2 separate regions of the Homo sapiens genome follow, and region 1 is linked to region 2. The links are chromatin loops, found by intact Hi-C in ENCODE. Cell type or tissue: HepG2. All regions are shown on one strand. Links, peaks and the distances in the headings refer to the core of each region. The heading gives the core; the rest is flanking DNA. Region 1 overlaps FMNL2 (formin like 2). Region 2 overlaps FMNL2 (formin like 2).

Region 1 (9,956 bases), core at 537-8,536, 55 kb before region 2:
ATCCAGATGCGAACCTGGAGAAGCCATTTAGAACTCTGTGGCCTCCTGGGCTTGTGCAGCCCTTCCTCTTGCCAGTGTTTACACCCTCCAGTGGCCTTTTATAGCAGAATGTTTGGTTTGGTTCTCAGGGTCCACTTTTTGGAAAGCATTGTTTGGCTTAGAAATCTCCAGATCATTTGTGAATTTACCAGGTCTCATTTCTCATTTAATTAAACAAGTCTTTAACATTAAACACCTATAGTTTTTTTTTTCTTTTTCTTCTTTTTAGATGGAGTCTCACTCTGTTGCCCACGCTGGAGTGCAGTGGCACAATCTTGGCTCACTGCAACCTCCACCTCCTGGGTTCAAGCGATTCTCCTGCCTCAGCCTCCAGAGTGGCTGGGATTACAGGTGCATGCCTCTGTGCCCGGCTAATTTTTGTATTTGTAGTAGAGACGGGGTTTCATCATGTTGCCCAAGCTGCTCTTGAACTCCCAACCTCAGGTGATCCGCCCACCCCAGCCTCCCAAAGTGCTGGGATTACAGGTGTGAGCCACTGCACCTGGCCTATACTTTTATTATTTCACCAGTAATTATCAGAAGTTCTGGCAGGGTGTGGTGGCTCACATCTGTAATTCCAGTGCTTTGGGAGGCTGAGGTGGGAGAACTGCTTGAGGCCTGGAGTTTGAGACCAGCCTGGGCAACAGCAAGATCCTGTGCCTGTGAAAATTAAAAAAAGAAACCACACACAAAAAAACTGGCTTAGTGGCACACTCCCTGTAGTCCTAGCTACTTGGGAGGCTGAGGTGGGAGAATTGCTTGAGCCCAGCAGTTCGAGGCTGAAGTGAGCTGTAATCATGCCACTGTACTACGGCCTGGGTGACAAAGTAAGATACCCTATCTCTAACAACAAAAAAAGTTCCACGATTGATTTCCTCTGATGTTTCTAATGATAATGGAGAAATTTAAAAATTCTTTCTTGGTCATTTTTTAGAATGATATTACCTGATCCTCTTTTAAAAAAATCTTTTCATGGCCAGGCACGGTGGCTCAGACTGGGTGCCATGGCTCATGCCTATAATCCCAGCACTTTGGGAGGCCGAGGTGGGCAGATCACGAGGTCAGGAGTTCGAGACCAGCCTGGCCAACATGGTGAAACCCCGTATCTACTAAAGATACAAAAAATTAGCTGGGCATAGTGGCACACACCTGTAGTCCCAGCTACTTGGGAGGCTGAGGCAGGAGAATCGCTTGAACCTGGGAAGCGGAGGTTGCAGTGAGCCGAGATCCTGCCACAGCACTCCAGTCTGGGTGACAGGGCGATATTCCGTCTCAAAAAAAAAAAATTTTTTTTTCACAAACCAGACACAGTTGCAACCAACTCCCAGATCAGGAATCAGAATCCCTCCCTCCCTCTTGTTCTTCAGGAGTGGTGAGACTTGGCTTCTGGTCTCCCAGCCACAGTTATTGCTCACCTGAACTTACTTTCTCAGCGGTCACACTTCATGTGGAAGAGAGTAGGCCACAGGATTGTGCCTTGTGGTCTGACTCCAAGTGACTCTAACCATGAGGTTTCCACCACTTCCTTTGAGAGCATTCCTAGTCCAAGTAGGCCTGAGCATTAGGAAATATTGACACTGCAGCATTTTCTTGTTGCTTTTAGTTATATCATCATTGATCACCTTAATGGTATTTTTGTTTGTGTGTATAGTATCCCTGCTTTTCATAATACTGAGAAGAGGATATTTTGATTTGTGTTCCCAAAGTAAAGCATGAATGGGGAGGGATGGCCACAGAGAAAATGAGCATTTGAAATTTTGGGCATTAATACTTGGAATTACGGATATGTAGGTACAAAATTTATGTGCTCCTTCTCAAGTGTAAGTTCTGACCTTTAGCTTTTGTTATCTTTCTTGATGACTCTTGAAATATTAAAAGGTATAAGACTGTGAATTTCATGTTCTGGTTCAATTTCCCATCACAGCCCTATTGTGTTATTCCAGACATTATTAATAGATAAAATTTGAGGGGCTCATGGCCACGTTTGTTGGTCTCTCTTCTTTTCTCTGCTTTGTAACTCCTGTATCCCTCACAGCCTTCTTCCTGAAGCCAGCTACGACTTGGCCAGACCCATCTCCTCTTCTGTTTCTTTACAAGTCCCTAACTTGGAAGTTTTTTTTTTTTCTTTTTCGTTTTTTAATCCCTGTCCCCAGATTAGGCCTGTGCTTTCTCTCCTTCGTATTTTTTTCCCCCGGTGATTCCCCTGCATAGGATGGGCTCTCTTCGCTTCTCTGCTTACTGAAACTATACCAGCCTTCAAAGTTTTCTACAGTCCCACTTTTTCCGAGGGTCCTTACAGACCCACGTCAGCATGGGGGTGATGAGAAAAACAACTCTCCTTACTTTGATCGCTTTGTGGTATGAATTATCTCTTACTCATGAGGCACTTGATTAAATATCACTTTGTATAACTTCTGATTGTAAAATAGGGAGATGCTTTCATATGTAGCTTTGTAGTTGCTCATTACATTCTTAGCCATTTGTTTGTGTCTTTGTTTCACCTGCCAGTTCACACTGTGGGCTCCTGAAAGGCAAGGATCATGTCTTACGGGGTCTGACAGCTTTTACTTGGCTTAGCCTTGGGAAGGGTCCCAGCAAATGATTGCTGACTTGATAAGGGAACGGTGCCCACTGAAAGAGGACTGGGAATTGGAGTGGCTGCTCTGGATACCTATTTAACTGACCACACTAGGCTGACTATTAATTGCACATAACTTGCCTTTGTGTTGAAATGACACTTGGTCATAGATTCTTATTCATCTTGGTATTCCCCTTATCACTTGACTGTGGTAGGTGTCCAAGAATACGAAACATTCAGAGACAACAAGTTGGCATCATGCTTCCCTGACTCCTTGTGAATTAGCAGAAGAGGAGGAGGGCAGTTTATATTTTCTTTTTTGTTGGAGTGAGGTAAGTTTAAATGGGCAGCGTTCTTTGTTTTGGCATGTTAGTGCTTTGCTGTTTGCAGAGTGCTCTCCAATTGTCTTCTGTGCTTCTAAGGGTTTTTTTTTTTTTTTTTTTTTTTTTTTGAGACGGAGTCTCGCTCTGTCGCCCAGGCCGGACTGTGGACTGCAGTGGCACAATCTCGGCTCACTGCAAGCTCCGCTTCCCGGGTTCACGCCATTCTCCTGCCTCAGCCTCCCCAGTAGCTGGGACTACAGGTGCCCGCCACCGCGCCCGGCTAATTTTTTGTATTTTTTAGTAGAGACGGGGTTTCACCTTGTTAGCCAGGATGGTCTCGATCTCCTGACCTCATGATCCACCCGCCTCGGCCTCCCAAAGTGCTGGGATTACAGGCGTGAGCCACCGCGCCCGGCCACTTCTAAGGGTTTTAAATAAATGAGACAAATAGGGCATGAGACTGGATGGCTTGAAGTTATATAAGAAGGTGGTGAAGTTTGTGATCCAGTCCTAGGTCTTCATACTAAAACTCCGGGGTGCATTCCACTGTAAACTAATGATGTTTATGAATTCTCTCGAGTTCTGTTAGGTGCTTTATATGCATTATCGTTGATGCTCATGACAACTTTTCCAGGGAGGTATTGTCTTCCTTTTACTAATGAGACAATGGGCTGAGGGTGTTAACGTGGCCACTACCCAATCCTGGGGGCAGAGTTTGAATCCAGGCCTGCCTGAGACAGCCTGCTTCTTTCTACTGCACTACACTATTATGTTTTCTGAGTTAGCTCTAAGATGTCATTAAATGTATGCTTCTTGTTCGTTCTTCACATACCCTCTGTACTAAACTCATTATTTCATACAATAGCTGCTTTGAATGAGTCCAACTTGTGTTATATGCTGCAAAATCTGACCTTAATCTCAAGGGACTCAGGATGTAGCTGGGGAAACAAGCAACAATAAGCAACCCAGAGAGCTTCATAATCAGTGTAGATGTAGATATGCTAAGGGTTTGGAGGGAAGGTGCCTTTTCTGAATTCTGAGTGTTCAGAAAATGTTTCCTTGGAATAGGAAGTAGGTGAGATTCTAGCTCAGTCCCAACCACTGCTGGGCTGCACTTTTCATTCTACATTGTGCATTTTTGCTCCTTTGGTGCTTATATGCTTTATTCAGACAGTCCAAAAAATATTTCTTGAGCGTTTACTGTGTGCCAGGCAGTGTTGTAGGCACTGGAGGATGCTGTACTGAGGTGGGATCGATTGAACGTCTGCTCCCAAGGAATTTACATTTTAATGGGAGGGCGTAGAGGGGGAAGCCAGACCTGAAGGGGATGCACAGGTACAGAAATGGAGCGTTTAGATGGTGGAAAGTGCCATGAGGAGAATAAAATGGGATATGTGAAGTGGTGTCATCCCGATAAGGTCTGAGTGAGGAGGAGCAGGCAGCTAGTGTGATCAGGTAAGAGCCCTCGGGAGGGAGGAGTAGCCAGAGTACGATTTGTTTCTCCGTTTGCTGGTTCAGGAGCAGTTTCCAGGGACCCTGGAGCAAGTGAAGGGTCATTCCACAGCATATGGGATATACTCAGCCCAGACAGCTTCAGACCTTGCCCATGGGACAGCCTCAAGGTGGAGGCTCAGGAGTCTGTCCCCTCACTCTGTTGTCGGTAACAGAGCCATTTCTTATAGGTGGTTTTGTGTAGTCAGAGTTCTGCCTCTTGTTAAATTCAGGTGATTTTCAAAGAAATGAGTATTTCAGAATTGCCATTGTTCTAGACCCATGGGACAGACTGTTTGAGAATGGACTGTTTGATCAGTGTGAGCTGTGCCCTAAATGCAGGCACTCTGAAGGCCAGTACTTAGAATGGCTTTCTTTGTCTGCTTGAAGCTATAGGTTGACCTGGGACAGGCAAGGTATTACGGAAGAGAATTACTTTATTGCTGTTAACTTGCTACTAGCTTGTAGCTCAGATTCTTTCCCTCTTTTTCTTTTTTATATTTCCTTTACAAAATTATTGTATTTTAAGGGGCATACAAGAATTTTACAAAGAAGGCTGGGCACGGTGGCTCACGCCTGTAATCCCATCACTTTGAGAGGCCGAGGTGGGCAGATCACTTGAGGTCAGGACTTCGAGACCCACCTGGCCAACACGGTGAAGCCCTGTCTCTATTATAAATACAAAAATCGGCCGGGTATGGTGGCGCGCACTTGTAGTCCCAGCTACTTGGGAGGCTGAGGCAGGAGAATCGCTTGAACCTGGGAGGCGGAGGCTGCAGTGAGCTGAGATCACACCACTGCACTCCAGCCTGGGTAACAGAGTGAGACTCTTTCTCAAAAAGAATTTTATAAAGAGGTGCAATTCTTAAGATAAAAATAAAGTGAAAGTTGTGTATAGTTAAAATTATCCCAAAAATACCTGAAGTTGCCCATGAAAGTACATGTTCAATTCTGTAGTGAAACAACCCTAGAAAGCAATTATTATTTCTTTTAAATTTTACTTTAAGTTCTGAGATACATGTGCAGAACGTGCAGGTTTGTTACATAGGTATACATGCCATGGTTTGCTGTACCTATCAACCTGTCATCTAGGTTTTAAGCCCTGCATACGTTAGGTATTTGTCCTAATGCTCTCCCTCCCCTTTCCCACCAATCCCAGCAGGTTCCATTGTGTGACGTTCCCCTCCCGGTGTCCATGTGTTCTCATTGTTCAACCCCCACTTATGAGTGAGAACTTGTGGCATTTGGTTTTCTGTTCCTGTGTTAGTTTGCTGAGAATGATGGTTTTCAGCTTCATCCATGTCCCTGCAAAGGCCATGAACTCATCCTTTTTTATGGCTGCATAGTATTCCATGGTGTATATGTGCCACATTTTCTTTATCCAGTCTATCATTGATGGGCATTTGGGTTGGTTCCAAGTCTTTGCTATTGTAAATAGTGTTGCAGTAGACATACGTGTGCATGTGTCTTTATAGTAGAATAATTTATAATCTTTTGGGTATATACCCATAATGGGATTGCTGGGTCAAATGGTATTTCTGGTTCTAGATCCTGGAGGAATCACCACACTGTCTTCCACAATGGTGGAACTAATTTACACTCCCACCAACAGTGTAAAAGCATTCCTATTTCTCCACAGCCTCACCAGCACCTGTTGTTTCCTGACTTTAATAATCACCATTCTAACTGGCATGAGGTGGTATCTCATCGTGGTTTTGATTTGCATTTCTCTAATGACTAGTGATGATGAGCTCCTAGAAAGCAATTCTTATGCGTGTTAAAGTTTGAGAACCTTTAAGCATGATTAAAAGAGAAGCCACAAAAGAAAAGTGGGCAATTCTGACTTAGAACTCTCAGACCTCTAGCAGTGACTGGAGGATGGGTGGGAATTTTGGTATCTTCCTGCTTGCCAGTAGGTTTACACAATTCGATATCAGAATAAGTCTTTAAATACATATTAGTGGCTTTGTTTATTGTGAGGATTTTAAGGTAGCCCTAATGTGGGTTTAAATGTGGATTTCATGCATGTTCAGTAATAATACAATATAGGTCACTTGTGTATTTCTTTAATCGTTTCAGTAAACATGAATGGTAGCTCAGGAAACCTGAAAGGTAGGTATATCCCTGTCTCATATATGAGAAACTCAGGATTAGGGAAGTTAAAAATCTTACCTGAGAACACATATTTCTAGTAGGTAATAAAGCTGAAAATCAAATTTCTCGACTCAAAAGCCGTGCTCCTAACATTCTGTTTTGACTCCCAATGCAAAAATATTATGTAAATATAAGCTATATGTAGAATAAATATAAATGTTTCAAAGTAAATTGACAGCCTTGTGATGGCAAGCTCATCATCTTTTCAGTCTGTGTTCATTTTGTTATATACCCAGAACCAACAGTAACTACATATCCTTCAGAAAAATTACAGATAAAATGAGAACTGGATGAATAAAGCCACTGTTCACTATTGAAATAGTAAAGGCCAAATAAGCTTGTGATCAAATCTTTTTTTTTTTTTTCTAGTAACAGTTGTCCTCTGAAGGCTTTCTGAAGGCTCTCTTTCAGACAACTGTCTCTGAACCTTTGTTTTTTTAAATGCCCCTAGTAAAATGGCTGTGTTGTTACAGCTTGAAGGCTGTGTGGTAAGCCTTTGCTCAGCCCTCAGTGATAACCCATAGACTTGGACTTCCATGTGAGAAGAACAACCATTATTATATTGTGTTAGTAGGCCTTGTGTTGGAGATTGCTTATTTTTAAAAAAACAAATGCCATGTGATCTTATTTCTATTTAACCAATGTTTTGCTTGAGTGTACCAAGCAAGGCCTCTTGAGATGCTGGGACACAAAGGTGAATTTTATTTTCCCTTTTGCCTTTGAGTAGTTAACTGCCTAGTAGATGAGATACTGGAGGTAAGAGAATGAAGATTATAGGATATTTAAAGGCATTTATCATACATATATGTGTTATGTTTATAATGTGCTATAGAAGGACATATTAAAGTTGAAGTTTCTAATATTTTAGATTAAGCTGATAAATCTAGACAACTTACTTTGGCTGAAGGTTATAATACATAATTGCATGAATTCTGCTCTGTGCCTGAATGCTTAGAGATTTGAGTGTGTGTCTAGGTATATCTGTGCAAACAACTTGGAAGAATCTGGTAAAAAGTATTAATACCAGGATCAGCCTTTTAGGTGGTAAGAGAATCTACCCCAAAGGCAGTCGACTCTAAGCCTTACTTCTCTAGGTTGCAAGCATCAGAAAGTAAGTATATGTCCCTATACTCACTTTGTTAGAAAGCCCACAGTCTTTTCTGCAAAGTCTATTTAACAAAGCTTGTTTATGATCTTGGACTTTGGACTAAACCTGAGTTTGAATCAGGATTTTGCTGCTTACTAATTGATTGACCTTTCTAAGCCTTGGTAGCCACATCCGTCATGAGCTCAAGAGCTACCTTTTTGACTTGTTATGGATATTAAGTGATATTGCTTAGTACAGTCAAGTTGTGGCAGTCAGGTAAGCACCTCACAAGAAGTGGTTGTTCTGATTATTTTGTACTCTTTTAAAATTTGACTTTATTAAAGCACTGGCTTTAGGGTCCAAGCTGTGGACTTTAACTGGATTCTAGTATATTTTACAGGTAACTTTAGTTAAATCATCATCAACCTCAAATGTGAAGAACAAGTGAAGCAGGGCCCCCAGAACGCCCAGAATTGAACTAATGGTGGCTTGTATTTGCTACTCTTGCCATAAGATTGTACCTACTGACCTTCTGTGATACATCAGTGTTTTCAAAGTTCTGGTCCATGCATGCAGCCCCACTTGGATTTATGTTGACTCTTGTATATTTTGTTCTTTCTAGAAAAAGAGACCCAGGTGTTTCAGGGCATTGGGCTATTCCATTTCAGAGCCTAATGGAAGTGCTAGTGTTTTCATAATTGGAACAGACAACTGCCATGCTACATATGGTGCTGTGACCACTGAGCAGCTTGTTCACAATGAGAAAATACATTGAAGTTGTGACCATTTGAGCCTTGAAGAAACTGCTGTTGAAGTTTTGTTTGGCTCCAGCTCCATCCTGGAATGGATGGAGTCATTTGGAATTATTCTGAATTCCAGTAGTGGCAAAAAAAAAAATTGTGTAACTTGTATATAGATGGTTTTCTGTTTGATTAACAGCATTGTTCAATAAAAGATGCATTGTTTTAAATCAAGAATACGGTGCCATCTGACTTGATCTAGGAGGCACAGAAAGAAGACATTACAGATTACATTCCCCAGTAAACCCCTGCGTTATTTTTTCCAGAAGGTTCTATATTAATCTGTTTGGGTTGCGTCCTACGTGATCTTGCTGAGTCAGACAGAGCTAAGCTTATGAAACAAAGGCTAGTCCCAAATCAAATAAAAACACACCACCATCCAGAAATGAGAGCCTAGAATTTTCTAAAGATGCACACATCTTTCTTACTATCTGGTGAGGAAAATTGCTCATTTTTCTCTCAGCTGATAAATATCACTTTTGCCCTAAATTTTTGTAGTGGCAATCTACTTTTTTAAGTTGGTGAGATAAAAGAATATTTGATAGCACTGTCAGACTAGTCTGAGATAAAATTCTCTGTGTTCTCAGACCCTTAAGGGTTCTTAAATTGCATGGGCGGAAGCTGTGTGCATGTTTTTCTTGGTGCCCTATTTCCATATCAAATAGCCTTAATTTTTGTATTTTAGTAATGAAGGTATGAACCCATTCTGTCAGGCTTCTTATGCCGTTTATTGTAGCCTTTAGTCAGCTTAGAATAGCATGAAAGGAAGTAATAAGCCAACTCTAAGAAGGTCCAGATGAAAAGGATTATAATATGGTACAAAAATAATAGCATGCCTGGCCTAGCCATGTGACTCATTTCTTTTGGAGTATTCCTTTTGACAGCTTTTTTGAATCACACATCAATCACAATGCTGGTATTTTTGGCGGGGTGCTAGACGTTACTCTAATGCTCATGATGGTAACTGCCAAAAGTGAACAAAGAGGAGAATTATAAATGAAACCTAACAGCATCACAAACATTTATTTTTTCTTGAGCAGAAACAAAATTGGGAGTTAGATGATATCTTTTTCATTGCCCCAAGAAAACCACTGCTTTATTCCATTGAAAATAAGACCTTGATGGGTCATCCCCGGTCTTTGGCAGTAGAAACTATTCGTCTTGTCTTGGTTTCCATTCAGGAGCTTTCCTTCCCAAACCTTGTCCCCTGCTTTAGGAGTAATTTTTTTAGGGCTTTAGGTTTTTCTCATGTCCCAGTGACTAAGCTTGCTTTTGGGTGGTTCTCTGTGCTGCATGTAGTCCTTCTGGGAAGAAACTCCCATGAAGTTCAAAGGAGCAGCAGATATGCAGGGTGCATCTAGAAATGAAAATCTGACCCTTTGTCCCTCTCCTTTTCATCTCTCTTTTGTACAGGCCTTCTTTCCTTCTGTGCAAACAGACCCTTGTCATAGTCATAGTCCATCACGCTGTTAAATGATTTCCAG
Region 2 (9,956 bases), core at 679-8,678:
CCACTGCTTTAGGGGTAATGATTTTGTAGTTTTCTTTCTTTTTTCTTCCCACGTGTATCCTGCCCAAACCACAGCCAGGGAGGAATTGGAGGCAGGCGATGCCAGCAAAAGGGTTGAACCTTCATTTGGCTGCAAGGAGTATGTGACTCAGTTCTCAATAAAGTTACATGTAGGAAGATGTTGGGAATTATCCTGTGAAACAGTTTCATGTACTAGGAGAAGTGTGAACTGCTAAGACTATTTCATTGTAGCTCTCAACAGGCCTGGGCCTGTGATATGACTGCATTTATGGACACTGGGGTGGGATGGAGTGGAGGGAATTTTAGCTCTGAAAGTTTGGGGAATTTATCAGTTTCAAAAAGTATTATTTTACAGAAGTCCCTATGTAGTTCTTCAATGCCTTTAGGAGAAGCTATTAATTTAAATGTGTCCTGTCAAAGAAAATAAATGTGTGTCCTAATAAAGGTCCCTAAAAGTTCACGTTGGACATCTCACCCCTCCAAATGAAGTGACACAGGAGGCATACACAGTCCTAGTGGTTTCTGCATACCTGGCACACTGCCTTTTCACCTGGTAGATGCCCATGAGTTAGTTGAGTTGAATTGAAATCCCACCTGTCATTTATGCTTGAAGAATTCTTCCTTTTTGATCTTGAAAGGGGAAGGAGAAGTGCTTGGAGGCAAAAAGCTTTAATCTGTGCAAAATATCAAAGAATAAGTTCATGACCATGTCAGCGGCATTCACAGTTTCATTTGAAATCTTTATTTAGAGATTGGCCTTGGATTTGGGTGTGCTTGTTAGGTCAGTGGAGGGGAGGCTGTTGATTCAGGTTGGGGCTTTTTTCCATTTCTTAGAGTTCTCCAGGTGCTCCTCTCCTGCCTTTGAGCCTAAAGTTCATTTCTGACAGGTGCTTGATGAAGTGGTTATTATAATCAGTTTGGCCTAATACGCTATTCATAAAACTTGAAAATTGACCAAAAAGAGAGAGGCAGAGAAAAAAACTGAACTATTTTTAGGTAGTTTCAGATGTTGTGTTTAATCTTTTTTTTTTTTTTTTTTTTTTTTTGAGACGGAGTCTCTTTCTGTCACCCAGGCTGGAATGCAGTGGCGCGATCTCAGCTCACTGCAACCTCCGCCTCCCGGGCTCACATGCCATTCTCCTGCCTCAGCCTCCTGAGTAGCTGGGACTACAGGCACATGCCACCCAGCTAATTTTTTGTATTTTTAGTAGAGACAGGGTTTCACCATGTTAGCCAGGATGGTCTCGATCTCCTGACCTCATGATCCGCCCGCCTTGGCCTCCCAAAGTGCTGAGATTACAGGCGTGAGCCACTACGCCCGGCCGTGTTTGATCTTTTAAAAGCCCATAAATGCTAAGCGTTGTTCTCATCTGTAAATAGTGGTGAAACATGAAGGTATGAACAGGTGTGCTCTAAGTCAGAGGGCGGAGTGGAGGGGAACCTGCATGAAGTATCTTTCCTTAGCAGGCCAGGCACATTCCCTGCTGTTTTTGGGGAGCGGGCTCCAGGATCCTTTCCCTCTTGGAAAAGAGCAGAAAGTGCCAATTGGATCTCTGGTCACTGAATAAAACTGATCTACCCTCTGAGTGTGGCCCAGCTCTTAACAGGAGCAAATTGAGACCTCAACTGAATTCTGCCTTGAAGATCTTTTGTGATGTTTACTGGTCCACGAAGACAGGAGAGTGAGGGTAGGAAGGTGCAAGGACAGATAGTTGCTGCCAAAATGAATTTGGCCAGGTTCATTCATCTGCTCTCCCTTGCACACAGCTCTCTCATTCCTTCCTCTTTGACTTTTTAAAAAATAAACTTTTTGTTGTAGTATAGTTTCAGATGTATGGGAAAAATGAGGCTATAATACAGAGAATTCCCACATATCCTGTATCTAGTTTCCCCCATTATTATCTTAAGTTAGAATGGTATGTTTATCACACTTAATGAGCCAATACAGTTACCTTATAATTAGCTAAAGTCTGTGCTTTATTCACCTTTCCTCAGTTGATACTTAATGTTCTTTTTCGGTCCGGGGATCCCATCCAGGATGCGGTGTCACATTTAGTTGTCGTGGAGCCCCAGGCTATTTTTGGTTGTGACAGTGTCCCAGACTTTCCTTGTTTTTGATGATCTTGACAGTTTCGAGGAGTACTGGTCAGGTGTTTTGTAGAATACCCCTCAATTGAGATTTGTCTGTTGTTTTTCTGTGGCGATTCAACTGGGGTTGTGGATTTTGAGGGGGAGGATGACAGAGGTAAAGTGCCATTTTCATCACATATCAGTGTGACTTATCACATGCTGATCCTTATCACTTGGCGGAGGTAGCGTTTGCCAAGTTTCTGTACTGTAAACTGAAAAAAAAAAAAAACCCACAAAACTGTAAAAACAACAAGCAAAAACCCAAACAGCTCTGTCATCTTCAGAAGGACGTCACTGTGTACAGCGTACACTTGAGGAGTGGGATGTTGAGAGAGGAGGATCTATCTAACTTATTTGGAATTCTTCTGCCTGGGAGATTTGTCTCTTCTTCCCCATTTATGTATTCAGTCATTTGTATCAGTGTGGACTCATGGATGTTTTTATCCTTTGGGTTAGAATCTAATACTGCTTTATTTTGTTTGAATCGTTTCAGCTTTGACCATTGGGAGCTCCTTACTTGGCTTCTGTGTCCCTTTCTTGGCATACACTCATTTTTTTTTTTTAAGTACTTCCTTTCTGGCACTACAGAATTCCTCTTTGACTTTTTGTGTGCCTTTGTAATGCTTTCTGCCTGGTGTAGGAGTAGTGACAGATCACATACTTGGTGGCCTGAAAGCTAAGGTTTTGGTCTCAGCTCTGCTGCCCAATTCACGTCACCTTTGTGACCCTGTTGTCTCTAAAATGATCTTTAGCTAACAGAATTATAAGAAATAAATGTAGGGCCGGGCACAGTGGCTCACGCCTGTAATCCCAGCACTTTGGGATGCCAAGGTGGGTAGATCATGAGGCCAAGAGATTGAGACCAACCTGGCCAACATGGTGAAACCCCCTCTCTACTAAAAATGCAAAAATTAGTTGGACATGGTGGTGAGCCCCTGTAGTCCCAGCTTCTTGGGAGGCTGAGGCAGGAGAATTGCTTGAACCCAGGAGGCAGAGGTTGCAGTGAGCCGAGATCACGCCACTGCACTGCAGCCTGGTGACAGAGCGAGACTCCGTCTCAATAAATAAATAAATAAATGTAAAAGGACTTCACACATTGGTTATCAATCCATACCCCCCGCCTTTTTTTTGGACATTGAAGCACATCTTCAGACTTCCATCTCTGGGTCTTTCTGCAGCCCCAGAACATGTTTATTGAATGAATTAATGCATCTTCAATGAATGTAACTGTTACTACTGTGTATCATCGGTTTGTTCAGTTAAATACGTATCAATGGACAAGCTTTTCCTTTCCTACATAAACATTTTGTTTTTTGGTTATCTTGTATCTCCTCACATCCCATAGCATTGCAGTGGTTCACAGGCACTTAACAGAGAAAGGGGACACCAAGCTGAATTTAAATAGAAAAAATAATGAAATATATATCATCTTTGGGGATAATGTCATTTTCTGTTTCTTCCTACAACTTGAGCCCTCAGAATTACTCGTAATGGGGTGTTTGTGTCATCTGATTGCCAATGATGGCTGAGTGAGTGAATGCATATTTGGAGTGACCTGGAATTCTGATGTAGGTAAGGGATTCAGAAGGATTATGTTTAGATTAATTTTTCTGCAGAGTTCTCCAGCAGAGTCCTAATCAAAAATTGGTGGTGGTGGCGGTGGCAGTGGCAGCAGCATTAAACACAACAAAGGCAGAACGGATCCTTATTTGCATCATTCAGTCCAGTGGGTGCCGTTAGCTACCATCCTAGAGTGGGTGTGGAATAAATTATATGTATAAAATTTTTTTGAGAAGAGGAGGATGAGCTGGTCACATGTGGCATTTTCTCCCATGTTGAAATAACATGAGATGGAGAACATTGTGTGTTGATGTCTATCTACAAGTTGATTTTTGTCTTAAGATAAGCAGAGCCTCCCTACAACAGGCCCTGAGTACTGCATCACCTTCCTCCAGTTTGAAAAACTGACGGGGGTTCTTACCAGTCTTTGTTAATTCCTGTCTCCGGAAAGAATGGTTGGTAAAGGCACATCCGTATTCTGACATGTTGAGAAAGAAAGGATACATGCTTGGGAACAGAAGTTGAGGCTGTAAATTGTTGGTGGTCTTACTAGTATTGGGAGGCTGTTTTATCCCTGGCATCTAGCTGCTTGTATGGACGCTGGGGTTCTAGAAATAAGTTTTTACTCCTTTGGCTATAATGAGCTGGGCATTATCATTAACTAGAAGGCTGGATTGGAAAGGTTTGGGAAGCAAAGGTCCTTCTGACATTCAACGCATCTTCCTTTCTGGTCTTTTTTGGAGCAGATTTTTCTTCTGTGCTCTCTAGGAAGCTGATGTGGTTCCTGTCCTCCAACTGACCAGTACCTAGAATGTCAACAGAATGACTCATGTCCCCAACATCCTGTCCTTGTTCTGGAGAAAGGGAACTGTTTGCCTTTGGAAAACACAGTGCTTACCTCTGGAAAAACCCCAAAGCAAGCATAGCTTCAACACAGTTTTCCTTAAAGCTCTTGTGATGTCTTGTGATTTTTTTTCCTTGTGACTTTTTGTAATGAAAGTGTTGGTTTTCCTGTGTCTACCTTGCGTGCCAGGTGGTTGAGAATTAGGGAGCTTTAGGTGTTGGAAAGGACCCTAGAGACCAACTGGTCCAACTCCTCTTTATGGTTTTAGAAACAAAGGCCAAGTTGAAGTAAAGTGACTTGAGATCTAGAAACTGGTCAGTGATAATCAGGACTAATTAGTACCTGGGTCTCCTGATTCCTGGTTCTGGGTCTTTGATTTTTATGGTTTGCAGTAGGTTTTTGAACAGTTCACTTGGCTGCCTTATTGGAAGTTCTATCTATGCAGAATGATATTGATATGGGTGGATATTTAAAACTACATATATTATAACATAGTAAAGTCTTTAAGAATACATGATATACATTGAGTTGTTATTCAGAAGCTAGGGGGATGTAGAAGAGTAAGAATTCTTCTGATTTTCAGGACATTCTGTCATAATTTAGCCTTAAGACAGATTTTGGGCAAGGTATATATATCTCTTGTGACTACAAAAGGAGGCTGGATTAGATTAGTTTCATTTGTTGTTTCAGGCTCTGAAATGTTATGATTCCCTATGTCTATAAGTGTATGCTGCACATTTTTTTCCTTCAGTAGTAGAGAATGTCTGCAATGTGGTTAAATCCTTATTCTTTAATTCCAGTATTATAGAATATGGGTTCCATGTAATTTACATTCATGTTGTTTTTCTTGTCAAAGAGGGAACTGAGATAGTTATCTACTGTGTTCAGTAGCATTTTGAGTGGGGAGAGAGAGCTATAGTGTAAGCTTGAACTTGAGCAGACATTAGCACTCTGTTAGGTTACAATTGGTGTTAACAGTAGAGAAAAGAATCAGAGGAAGAGGAGGAAAGAGACTGGTGTGTGGGAGCTAAGGCCCATTATTTTGTTATGGGCTTCTTCCCCTTTTGAGTGACTTAAATGATGTGATTGAAGATATTTGATAGCTCCATCAAGATGGTAGTCTCAATTCCTTCTACAGCCCACACTTTCTCCTCCTAGATTTGAATTGTTATGATGGTAGCATAATTTTTGACAAATGATGTTTGTGTGGAAGTGTACCTTTTATCTGAGTTGAGTCATTGCTTTTGATATTATCACCTCCATTTTACAGATGAGCAAATTTAGTCTGAGAGAATGGTTAAATTTAGAATTTAACCATATGACCTTCCAGGCACCACGTACTGTTCCACTTTAAGTCTAAGACGTTTCATTTACATTTTGTTCTTACTGATTTAGAAAAGTTTATTGTTTTCATTTTCTCACATTACTTCCTGGTGCCTGGCATAGGACTATAACTGAAACATTTTTATAAATGATTTAAAGGTATTGAATGTGATGAACTGGAAAAGAAGAAAAAAGCTTCCTGAGTCACCCAGACTTCATCCTGGCTCTGTCACTTTGTAATCTTGAGAGGAAAGATTAACTTCTCTAAGCATCAGTTTTCCCACCTGAAAAAGTCAGGAAAATATTATTTTCCATACTGGGTTGCTGGGACGATTAGAAACCGAGCATCTGAAAACTCTTTGCACAGTGCTTAAGGTAATTAATGAGTGTTTGTCATTATACTTATGTTGATGTTAAATTAACATCTTAAAGAACTCTAAAATATTTTTCACTTTCTGTTTTTGTTTTTTTTTTCTTTCCCCCTGAAGCTTCAGAATGTCATTTCCTCTAAATGCCTGCCACCCTCAGGGAGTTCTAGTAATAGGGTGAACATAACATCAATGGAATATGAGGAGTTACTATTAGCAGATGCTATTTGTTTCCCTTTTCATTTCTTTTTTTACAGTCGTTTGGGAGAAACCCTTCCAGCCCTGGGCGATGCGGTGTGTCAGTGTCTGCCTTTCTGCCGACTCCTGACAGCGCCTCCCTTCAGGGGTGTGGGTGGAGCTCTTCATGCCTGCCCCTCCTGCTCACATTTCTCGGTTCACTGGAAAAGTCCCCAAATCTTTTTGTCTGCTCAGTTGTGGCCTAGTAGCCAGAGTGGCTCGTGCATTAAACGAAGAGGAACCTATGTTTCTTCTCTTTTCAGCATTTTGGCTGAATTTTGAATTTTTATCTGCCCCATTGAGTCTGTTGGCTCTGGCTGCTGCTGTACCAAGCCCTCTTTCTGGTGTTCATAAACCAATGAGAGTACAATTTCATGGCCTGGGTCAGGCTTGTTTGTTGGTTTCGTCTTAATTAGAAGCAAACCTCTTTGTCTTCCCTTTTCTTCATCTTCCAGGGAGAAATGGATTTTCTAGGCTGAGCAAATTAATCATAGTGGTGTCTAATAAAAAACAATCACCACTGCAGTACCTGGCACACAGTAGGTACTCAGTAGCTGAAAGAAACAGTTCCTGTAGCTCTTCCAAGGTATCCAGCATTTTGTGCAGGTAGGCTGGGGGCTGCTGAAGGATCTGTTTGTGAAAGACGAGAATTAGCTTAAGTAACTTGGGTTGGAAAAGTCACTCTGCCTTCTGAGTGACATATGGGGGCTGGAAGGTGGCAGAGAACAGGGTTGGAGAGTTTCTCTGGTAGGTGGATTAGTGTTGTTCCCAGCTCAGAATAAGGTACATATTTGAAAGTTACTTAACACAGAGCCTTGGATTCTGCCTGTAGGATAATAGATATTGAGTAGTTGTGATAAGTAATCATATGTAGCACTTAGGTCTTTTTATCTTCAAAGAACTTTTTTAAAAAAAACACTTTTAAACACAATGAATTCTACCTTGTATCTTTATCGTAGCCCTAATGTTCTCTTCTGTGTCTTTGTCGTATTATGTTTCTTAGGACAAGTGAGTAAGCTTTGTCAATTGGTTTATAAAACATTTATGCATTTAAAGCTTCCAGGGAGTGAGAATTGAAATTACAGTATCTGGGGCTTCATATTTGCTGGCAAACTGCTGGCTTAGCATTTTCTTCCCTCTTGTCTGTTTTTCCCAAGCTATAGCAGAGATTAAATGAAATTTAGGAATTGTGTGTGAGATTTTGTTTCTCCTTGAAATACAGATGCTCCTAGACTTACGGGTTTTTTTTTGCCCTGATAAACCCATTGTAAGTTGAAAATATTGACAATATTGTAAGTCAAAAATGCATTTAATATAGCTACCCTATGAAACATCCTAGCCTAGACTACCTTAAACATGCTGAGAACACTGACATTAGCCTATAGTTGGCAAAACCATCTAACACAAAGCCTATTATAATAAAGTGTTGAATATCTCATGTAATTTATTGAATACTGTACTGAAATTGAAAAAACAGAATGGTCGTATGGGTACTGGAATTATGGTTTCTACTGAATATATATCGCTTTTGCACCATTGTAAAATTGGAAAATTGTAAGTCAGGGACCATCTGTAGTTCTGTCAGGATGGGTGAAATGCTTGCTGTGCAGTGCATTGATTTCTAAAGTCAATCCTTAGCAGATACTTTAAAACAACAAAGAACTAGAAGTTTCCTGGTTAAGAGGGAAGAAGGGTTTGCAATTGGCTTCATAAATTTCTTCTCAGGCTTTTAAAGTTATGAGTCAAGAACCTTCGAAGCAGTGTTCGTAGGTGCATCCTTTCCTTCCTCACCCCATATTTCATTTATATAACAAGATACTTCAAAGATGCTCCAAAGAAATAAAGACAGTATAATTCCAAATGATTAGCTCAAATCCGACTGCCACATTCAAGGCTTAAAAAAAATTCTCAATTGCTGTGAGGGATTAGAAAAATGGCAGCTGGCAAAAATGCCTTCAGTATAAAGATGATAAGACGCCACTTATTAATTCTTTATATAAGCAATGGTTTTTTTTGGTGAGGATATGGAGAAAGGTAATAAAATCATGGTCTCTGCTGTGGGTAAAACTAGTTTGAGAGCCCCTCCCCTGCTGCTTTTTTCAGAAGTTTAAAAAGGAGGTCAGGAGCAGAGAGTTAGTTTCCCTGACTGGGGGAAGTTAAGGAAAGGAGTGTGAGTGAGGTCATGGAGAAGGCATGGTGAAGTTTCACAGTCTTGTGGATAAGTTTCCCATTTGATATGGGATATAGTTGAGAGTTACATCAAATGGAGTTGCCACCAACATGACTGCTAATGGTGACTCTGGGTACAGAGGACATGGCATAGTAGTAGTTATGCAGTAATCGGACCCTGATTAACGATGAAGCTGATGATGGCATTGATACTTTATGGAGAACTTTGTATGTGTTTTTCCCCCATTTAATCCTTACAGTCACCATTTTCAGATGGTAGCTGGGAGTAGTAGATAATTTTCCCAGGGTCATATTGCTTAGGGGCAAAGCTGGGATTTGTAACCATGATGCAATACTGCACCTGGTGGATGTAGTCAGGGTTATCAAAATAAAGAAAAATTGACCCAAAGATATATTTTAGAGGCAGAAACAATAATAGCTTAGTAATAGTCTAGGTGTGTGAACTCGAGACAAAACGAGTAGGAAAAAGATGGTTTTTAAGTGACAGTTTTGGAAAAGAAGCAACGGGGGTGGCAGGAATGAACAATACAGTTCTGTCTCGGTCATGTTTATGGACTCTTCTTCCTAGAGAACAGCCAATAGTCTTTCATCAGTGTTGATTTCATCTTTCAGCCTTCAGAAAACAGCTGTCAATCCAAGTGCTTGCTGTCGATATGGAGCACAGGTTGTGAACACAGTGCCTTTGTGCCATGCTTTGGTCACATGTACAGGTGTTGACTCTAGCAGCAGACCAGTACCTACTCCCAGTGGAGCTCAAATTCACACATCACACCATCACATTGTCTTCTCATTTAGCCAGTGAAATGATTGGCGTCTCACTGCAGTAGTACAGTGATAGTCATTGATTGACAAGACCTTCTCTGGGAAGGACTACATTTATTCTGATTTCTCCAGATCAGACTTTTAGAACCAGGAGAGGAAGTCTGTTCATGGTCAGAGTTCTTGCTGAGTCAATGTAGTATTTTGAAAGCTATTGTGCCAAGGCCCCAGGATTCTCAGACCTGGCTGAGCAACATGTAACTGATCCAATTTCTCACTGACTCAGGAGGAATGCTAGCTAAATCTTGAATTTGGTACTGTGACTTCAATAGTGGGCCAGTCAAGGGGCTCACGCCTGGTGGACCACCATCCCTTCACCCCCACCCCACCAAGGTCTGTCTGTGCTTGGCTTTTCGGACTCATGGTGAATGCTTGAACCTTTTTATTCCCTTAACATAAACTTATTCTTCTGGGTAAAAAAGTGAATCCTATCCCCATGAAGGATTTGCTTGATTGAAATGAGAC

The links. Hi-C counts contacts between places; a loop is a spot of excess contacts. Peaks named below come from ENCODE experiments on the same cell type or tissue, not always from the same donor. Only the 100,000 strongest peaks of a DNase experiment are listed, where the experiment ranks them.
Region 1: it touches region 2 in a loop (3-fold over the local background); 8 of 110 quality-filtered maps call a loop at or near these places.

Annotation. Positions count from the first base shown.
Region 1 is chr2:152,345,778-152,355,733 of GRCh38, forward strand. The region is part of intron 1 of FMNL2 (formin like 2); the gene reads left to right. Among named protein-coding and RNA genes, the nearest start is that of FMNL2, 16 kb to the left of the region's middle. In HepG2, for the core only: no CTCF peak of the experiment used is centred there; DNase peaks (open chromatin) are centred at 4,754 and 7,804; H3K4me3 peaks cover 670 bases.
Region 2 is chr2:152,400,858-152,410,813 of GRCh38, forward strand. All of the region lies in intron 1 of FMNL2 (formin like 2), which reads left to right. Among named protein-coding and RNA genes, the nearest start is that of FMNL2, 71 kb to the left of the region's middle. RefSeq lists enhancers at 692-1,193, 1,194-1,693, 4,418-4,712. In HepG2, for the core only: no CTCF peak of the experiment used is centred there; a DNase peak (open chromatin) is centred at 4,554.